3 separate regions of the Homo sapiens genome follow, and all the other regions are linked to region 2. The links are chromatin contacts, found by Hi-C in ENCODE. All regions are on one chromosome and are shown on one strand. The core of a region is the stretch at or near the end of the contact, and the rest is flanking DNA. Distances in the headings are between cores, read along the strand shown. Region 1 holds the start of ZNF624 (zinc finger protein 624). Region 2 holds the start of MED9 (mediator complex subunit 9). Region 3 holds the start of DRG2 (developmentally regulated GTP binding protein 2).

What was found. A loop is a pair of places that touch in the nucleus more often than their neighbours do. Pooled maps may share reads with other maps.
Region 1: a loop to region 2 is called in a map of B cell, with 14 times the contacts of the local background. The contact joins the promoter of ZNF624 here to the promoter of MED9 in region 2. A Hi-C loop is called at or near these places in 2 of 168 maps with a recorded cell type or tissue (B cell and CD4-positive, alpha-beta T cell) and 6 of 50 pooled maps.
Region 3: a pooled map shows a loop between it and region 2 (9-fold over the local background). The contact joins the promoter of DRG2 here to the promoter of MED9 in region 2. A Hi-C loop is called at or near these places in 1 of 37 single-sample maps with no recorded cell type and 6 of 50 pooled maps.

What each region holds. Positions count from the first base shown.
Region 1 is chr17:16,652,459-16,655,158 of GRCh38, forward strand. It overlaps ZNF624 (zinc finger protein 624), which reads right to left and starts at 1,392. Exons shown (of 6, transcript NM_020787.4): 1 at 1,306-1,392. LOC124903934 (a long non-coding RNA gene) reads left to right here and starts at 1,434. Exons shown (of 4, transcript XR_007065639.1): 1 at 1,434-1,512; 2 at 1,626-2,700. RefSeq lists an enhancer at 636-1,146 and a silencer at 1,102-1,301.
Region 2 is chr17:17,475,661-17,478,360 of GRCh38, forward strand. It overlaps MED9 (mediator complex subunit 9), which reads left to right and starts at 1,340. Exons shown (of 2, transcript NM_018019.3): 1 at 1,340-1,605. The coding sequence starts at 1,382. RefSeq lists an enhancer at 1,344-1,443.
Region 3 is chr17:18,086,672-18,089,371 of GRCh38, forward strand. DRG2 (developmentally regulated GTP binding protein 2) reads left to right here and starts at 1,277. Exons shown (of 13, transcript NM_001388.5): 1 at 1,277-1,416. The coding sequence starts at 1,353. RefSeq lists enhancers at 935-1,094, 1,160-1,661, 1,285-1,604, 1,655-1,704, 1,662-2,161.

The sequences.
Region 1 (2,700 bases), core at 142-2,641, 820 kb before region 2:
TTAAAATATTTGTAAATATTAATAAACTCTTTGGCAATACTTTATGTAGATTATGTAGATTATGCTCGTAACATATGTTTAACAACCAAACTACAATAAATCCCTTGTTTTATTTTATAATTAGAATAAACAATATTTAACATTTAATATATTCAGCTTGATCTCAATTGTGCAAATGTAATGCATAGAAAAAAAGACTGAGTAACCCAAAACTCTACTGAGACCTCTGAGACCTGGGGCTGTGATGTTTACCCTTCTTTCTGCTTTTCTGTACTCTCCAAGCAGACAAGAAGAAGTATCTACCTATACATAGGAGTGTGGAATAGGAATAAAATCCCAGAGTGGCTGGCCACATCCCCAGGTTCTAACCCTGCTTTGGCTACCGTAAAACTGTGACCACAGGCAAGTCACTTGAGCACAACGAATCAGCTATTAGTACATGACAGTAGCCACCTTATATGTTTCTACTGTCCCCTTTGTCATTATGCAGAAGATATCTAGGCCACTATTCCCCAGTTATAATTTCCCTATTTACAAGCTCTGTCTTTCCAACTATTGCAAACGTATCCAGAGACTTAAGGAGAAACTTTACTTGTTTTGCTTCCTTGGCCAGTGCAGTTATTTAGAAATAATGAAGGGTCCATGTTTTTGCTGAGAATCTCAGCGCCATGTACCAGTCCAGCATTTCCCAACCAATGCAATAATACCATTGTCATGTCAGGGAGTGACAAGTGATTAAAAGGTGATTACAGTATTTGAAATGTGACATTTCAGGAAAAGCTGCCTCGGTTACTGAGTAGCGCAGGTCCCCCGATGTGGAACCTAGTTCCATCCCTGCCAGTTCAGAAGCCAGAGCGGATATGCTCCTGCCAACCTCGCCTTCTTTCCCTAACTGCTCTCCTCTACCCACTTCGGGTATGCCCTCCTCAGGGCCTGCAAGGCGCGGGGCTGGGAAGACCGGGAAAGTCGGGTCAGGGGCCCGCCCGCCCTACTCGACTCCCTGCGCCCTGCGCCCGGCTCTTTTTAACCCCAGCGCCGCCAGGCCCGCAGGGAGGGGGTTCCCGGGTTTGGACCCGGACTAGGAGGCCGCATAGGGCACGCGGCCCTACCTGTGAGGGAGGCCAGCTGGAGACTGAACCCACACTCGGGAAGGAGGCCCAGCCCCAATCGCCTCTCAGGAGTGGGCGGGTCCGCTCAGGGACAGGGGCTCTAGAGGGAACGGCCACGCCCCGGACGCCGCCGGGAGCCAAGCGCCAAGGGAGGGGCGGCGGGCAACCGAGGCCAGGCGCCCGGGACAACGAGTACCTGGCGGCCGAACTGAGGACAACTGAGGGAACTCGCAGAGCAGGGCGGGAACGCTTCCAGCAATGGCGGCGGCTCGGCGGTGCCGGCCTCCAGGCAGGGCATTGCGCCTGCGCAGCCGGAGCGTCGGAACTACAGTGCCCAGAATCCTCAGCGCCTGAGCCCCCCGCCCCTTTTGTCTGCGTTAGTGAAGGAATTGGCTCTTCGAGGGTGAGAAAAAATTCCAATTGGATACACTTCTGTTGAGAAGCCTTGACTATGTGTCAAAAGCAATAGCACTAGAGATACAAATAATGACACAACCCTTGTCTTGGAACATTTAGGTGCGACTAAAGAAAGCCGTCGAGAGAACAGATAGATGTGATCCAGACAAATATGTGAACAAGTGCTTGGAAACACATATTTCTGAACAATTCCCTTTATGACAATTCCCTCAGAGTTGGAAGAGACAACAATTGATGACTATAATGCCAATTAAGTAGAATGGATATGAATGTCTGAAAATAAGCTGGAAATTTTAAGGCCAAAATTCTTCGAAATACAAAGAAAAAACCTTTCTGAAGACAAATAGCTGTAGAAGTTCTCCTCAATGCATACAAATGATAATTCTTAAAACACAATGACTGAAAGTATTTATTTGCAACAAATTTATTTGACCACTTATTCAAGGGCTGCTCGTCCAAGAGCTATATTAAGGTCTATTTACTTTATCCCTACCAAAGGCGGTATTTTTTGAGGATAGAAACTACATCTCATGGAGTTTATCACTCAGAGTGCCTACTTAGGAGACTGCTTGCATACTGAATGAAACGAAGGAAGAATGAATGAATAATTTGGGACCCCACCTCCCAACACACTTCCACATATCGAAATGCACACGGAATGAGGTACATCTTCTAAGGAGAGTGGCATTGAAGAGTAATCAAAACAACAGGATATTCACAGGAGGACTGGAATAAAACGAAATTTCCAGTGAAAAAGATTACTCAAAATATTTATTCAATACACTCTGAAATTAGAAACTAAGCAAATGTCTTTTGGAGATCCCAGTTCCCTCACATTCCCCACAGATGAAGATGAGCCAAACAGAAGTCCAAAACTTAAACATTACAAAACAAATAATAAAATAAGACACTGTGACTGAAAATCAGCACAAACAATAAACGGCAGAAATATATCCCCCAAAACTTCAGAGGCAGAGCTCATTTGATTAAAAATTTAAAATTATTACATTTAAAATGTTTAAGGACATGATAGATGGAATTAAAAACATTATCAACAAACAACAGAATGTAAAATAAGCCACCAGGAAAGTTTAGAGAAACATACACATTTCGTTAAACTATTAAAAAAAAATGTTTAACACAATATTTAGGGTAGATTATTACTTCTACAGGG
Region 2 (2,700 bases), core at 90-2,589:
TGGATGTGGACCTCCTCGCCTCTCTGTACTGCCCATGATGGTGGATTACAGCAGAATGGGCTCACCAGTTGACAGCTTTCCCCACTCATGTCTTCTACTCACTAGCTAAGCTTGGGGTGGGTGTCCCCATTGCCCGGAAAATTACTACACAGCCCTCATATCAAACTTGTTTTGAGAAGCATAACCATAAACCCATCTTTGGCCTATGATCCTAGGGAGTCCTCATGCCAACAAGACCTTTTGGGGTCAGCCACGCATGTGAAGTTAGAATGCAGTTTAGGCTGTGCCATGAATCTGAACTAAATATGATTTTAGGGGTGAGGAAACTGGGACCTAGGGGCTTGGGGAACTGGCCCGAAGGTATGGAGAGTACCTGACCTTGTCGTTCTTCCAGGATATGATATTTACTCCTGGCACCAATCCCCTCTACCTTGTACTGAAAGCAAGGACAGCCTGCCTGCAACCACACATACAGGTGGCCATCCAGCAGGTGCATACTAAATGTGTGTTGAGTTGAATTATTAGACTCTTTCTAAGCAACCTTGCAGCATTGAAGGGACCGCAATCCCTTTGCCTCTGCGTCCTTAGGGCTAAACTCGAGGTCTCGATGTCTTGCACTGTGGGCTGGGCCGGGTTTGGTGCCTCACCCAGCAGGTAAGTGCTGTCTACGCCTCCCACAGGTCCAGTGGCTCCTCTCCAGACTTGGGTGCACTGGGCCAGGCTGCACCTTACTAATCTCAAGGCTTCCTGTGTTTGTGGCTTTGGGGCCCTCTTCATCGTGTGAATAGGAATAAGAAGATTGTTATTTCTGGCCGGGTGCAGTGGCTCACGCCTGTAATCCCAGCACTTTGGGAGGCCGAGACGGGCGGATCACCTGAGGTGGGGAGTTCGAGACCAGCCTGATCAACATGGAGAAACCCCGTCTCTACTAAAAATATAAAATTAGCCGGGCGTGGTGGTGCATGCCTGTAATCCCAGCTACTAGGGAGGCTGAGGCAGGAGAATCGCTTGAACCCGGGAGGCGGAGGTTGCGGTGAGCCGAGATCGCGCCACTGCACTCCAGCCTGGGCAACAAGAGCGAAATTCCGTCTCAAAAAAAAAAAAAAGATTGTTATTTCTGAAATAAACCCCTATTTCTCACTATTTAATAATTTAGCAATCTTGACTCACAATCCAAATCCAGGCACCCCAGACCCACCCACGGCCCGTTGCCTAGCAACAGCCTCCCCACCCCCGCCTCCGCGCCTTTTCCCGCCGACTGCCCAGTGCGCACGCTCAGAGCCTTCCTCCACACCCCGCCCCTGCAGGGCGCGCGGTGGTGACGTGTAGAGTGCGCGACGCTTTTGGCGACCCGACCTCTGGCTAACCTACCCCCGGAGCCATGGCCTCTGCTGGGGTGGCAGCCGGGCGACAGGCGGAGGATGTATTGCCGCCAACGTCCGACCAGCCGCTGCCTGACACCAAGCCGCTGCCGCCTCCTCAGCCGCCGCCGGTCCCTGCGCCTCAACCGCAGCAGTCGCCGGCGCCACGGCCTCAGTCACCTGCCCGCGCGAGGGAGGAAGAGAACTACTCCTTTTTACCTTTGGTTCACAACATCATCAAATGGTAAGAACCTAGGAGAGGACCAGGCCCCATACTCCCTCCAGCTTCTCCTCTCAGCCGTTTCAGAGCTGCAAGAGGCCTTGGCGCTCTGGGGCACGCCCCCGTTTCACAGATGGGGAAACTCAGACCCAGAGCGGGAAGAGGCCTTTCCCAAGACCACAGAGACATTCCATGAGTTAAGCAAACGATTTGAGCCTCGAGAGGTGCGATATCCTTAAGAATGAAGCCAGCTTAGAGACTAAATGCAGACTCTTGTCCAGCGGCTCAAATGTTCATCCCAGCGATCTTGAGCAAATTAAATCTCTTTAAGCCTCAGTTTTCTCACCTTTAATGTTGGTAATACTCACTTTAGTTCCTTAGTTCAGCAAACTCAACAGATAAGCATCATCTTCCCTGTGCCAAGTGCTACGGGATGGACGCAGTAAAAGGGGCCAACTTTTCACCCCCAAAGGTTTAGATAGAAGGAAAAAAAGACATGATTGGGAATAACCCACAATTCAAAAAGATTGAGACGGGAGTGGTGGCGATGGGAAACATTAGACTAAGCAGAAACACAGAAGTTGCCTCAGATGATTAGACCCACTTGTACTGACTTTGTTCTAACAGTACCAAAGGAAATAATTGTTGTCATCCTTTTGGCCAGCCTTCAGGGTAGCCTGAGTTTTCAAAGTGACTCTGTAGAGGAAAAACCAAAAACAAAAACACAAAAGTCTCACTGATCCTTATGTTTGCCTAAATTATTATTTTTTTTGAGAGAGGGTCTCGCTCTGTCACCCAGACTGGAGTACAGTGGCGTGATCTCGGCTCACTGCAGCCTCAACCTCCTGGCCTCAAGCCATCCTCCCACCTCATCCTCCCAAGTAACCGGAACCACAGGCATGAGCCATGGCACCCAGCGAATTTTTGTATTTTTTGTAGAGATGGAGTTTCACCATGTTGCCCAGGCTGTAAATTATTTTCATTATGTTACTTCACTGTATATCCACGTGATACTAGGTGTAAACCCCTAGGCTTGTAACTCTTACTCAACCATTAAAGACCAAAACAAAGTAAATTAAAAGAAAATTACGATTCCAGTAACATTCAGGTGAACATGAA
Region 3 (2,700 bases), core at 27-2,526, 610 kb after region 2:
ATGGGGATCCACTTTTTTTTTCTTGAGACAGGTTCTCGCTCTGTTGCCCATGCTGGAGTGCAGTGGCAGCATCTTGGGGATCCATTTTGAACCTCTTCAAGCTTGTCCCACCTGAGGTCTGCAGCCACATGTGGCCCAGGACCACTTTGAATGTGGCCAAACACAAATTCGTAAACTTTCTTAAAACATTATGAAATTTAGGCAGGGCACAGCGGCTCACGCCTGTAATCCCAGCACTTTGTGAGGCTGAGGCAGGCAGATCACTTGAGGTCAGGAGTTCGTGACCAGCCTGGCCAACATGGTGAAACCTCGTCTCTACTAAAAATACAAAAATTAGCCGAGTGTGGTGGCACGCGCCTGTAATCCCAACTACTTGGGAGGCTGAGGCAGGAGAATCACTTGAACCCAGGAGTCGGAGGTTGCGGTGAGCCAAGATCACACCACTGAACTACAGCCTGGATGACAAAGTGAGACTCCGTCTCAAAAAAACAAAACTAAAACAAAGAAAAAAAAACTGAGGTTTTTTGTTTGTTTGTTTTTTGAGATGGAGTTTCGCTCTTGTTGCCCAGGCTGGAGTGCAATGGCGCGCAATCTCCACTCACCGCAACCTCCGCCTCCCGGGTTCAAGCAATTCTCCTGCCTCAGCCTTCCCAGTAGCTGGGATTATAGGCGCGCGCCACCACGCCCGGCTAATTTTGTATTTTTAGTAGACATGGGTTTCTCCATGTTGGTCAGGCTGGTCTCGAACTCCCAACCTCAGGTGATCCGCCCGTCTCGGCCTTCCAAAGTGCTGGGATTACAGGCGTGAGCCACCGCGCCCGGCCAAAACATTGAGGGTTTTTTTGGCGATTTTTTTTTAAGCTCATCAGCTATCGTTAGTGTTGGTGTATTTTACGTGTGGCCCAAGACAATTCTTCCAATGTGGCCCAGAGAAGCCAAAAGATTGGACACCTCCATTTATAGTATAAAATGAAAGCCACTAGGCTTTCGGCTCAGCCCCTTTTCCTTACACTGCCAGTCAGCTGCGCTCAGGGACCCGCAGTTCAGAGTTCAACACGGGCAGATTCCCTCTCTTCCTTGCTTGCTCCTGCCAGCCGCAGCCGTGGGCCAGTACAGCATGGCCCGGCCCCGCCCCGGCTCTTTCCAGAGGTCCGCAGCCTGGCCGGCCCAGCGGGCGGAACCGATAGTGTCTGGCACTTGGCTCGCCCGGACTCTGAATCCTGGAGCACCAGGCGCCCACGAGAACGCTGTTCTCTTTGGCTTCCGGGCGCACGCTACTCTGTCGCCGCCGTCAGACCGGAATTGCCGGTGCCGCCGCCACCGCTGTCTGTGCGCCCACCTCTGCTGCTACCATGGGGATCTTAGAGAAGATCTCGGAGATCGAGAAGGAGATCGCTCGGACACAGAAGAACAAGGGTGAGGGCCGGCCGGGCGGGGCCTTCCTTTCTGCCTGCCTCAGTTTTCCTGTCTGTAAAATGGGGGAACAACTCCAGCAGTAATGCTGGGGCAAGATCCGAGGCCGCGGAGAAGTTGCCAGACAAGTGCCGAGGCCGCCCTGCGCGCCCAAGGCAGGGCCAGGCGGGAGCGGGTCTCACGCCCAGGTCTGACTGCAAACGTACCCCAAGAGATCTGGTCAGTCCCAGACCGTGTGCCCGAGTAGAGTAGTCCCAGCTCACAGAGCAAGCATCTGACCCAGAGAGAGGCGGAGCTGGGGTTCAAACCTCAGTCTCCTGATGGCTGGGCCTGGGGCCTGGGTCTACTCTGTTGTTTTGGGAAGTGCAAGAGGAGACCTCTCAGGAACAGCCTCACCCAGCAGCTGAGAGCCCATTGGAGCAAGGGAATCAGGACTCTGGAGTCTGGAAGGCCTGGGTTTGAGCCCCAGGTCCACCACGTACCTTCTGTAAAACATTGGAAAGTCACTTCATTTCTTGGAGTCTCAGTGTCCTCATCTGTAAATGGGGTAATACTCCCCTGCTCCATCTTAGTACACAGCTGAGTTAAATTAGATGGCCTTTACAAAGCACTGGGCACATGGTGAGCACTCAGTATTTAAAGTAAACACCCCAACATAGATAATACATAATGAAGCCTCAAATCTGGACTTTAGAATGTAAGGGCTGGAGGAGCTCACAGAAGAGAGGTGAGGAGAGAACGATGACACCAGGACAAAGTGGGACTTGAGCTGGTTGTTGGAAGGGTATCCCAGGTGGGGGCCACTGCTGAGACAAAGACATGGGAGTGAGCATGGTATGTTCATGGGACAGTGAGAACAATCTAGATCAGAAGGGGGTTATGGAAGAGTAATGGGAGATGCAATTGGCCAGGCTAGTGGCTAGCCATTCAGGCTTGTGGGAGCAGGAAGCAAGCAACACTAGATAGCTGGTCCCAGTGTCTGCCCTCCCTTGGTTCCATTTAGGTTTGAAGGCCAAGGAGTTGAGGGCCCTCTATGACTCATTCCTTCTGTAAATCTTTTTTGTTTGTTTGTTTGAGACAGTCTTGTTCTGTCACCCAGGCTAGAGTGCAGTGGTGCCATCTGGGCTCACTGCAACCTCTGCCTCCCAGGTTCAAGCGATTCTCCTGCCTCAGCCTCCAAATAGCTGGGATTACAGGCACGTGCCACCACACCCGGCTAATTTTTGTATTTTTTTAGTAGAGAGGGGGTTTTGCCATGTCGTCCAGGCTGGTCTCAAACTCCTGACC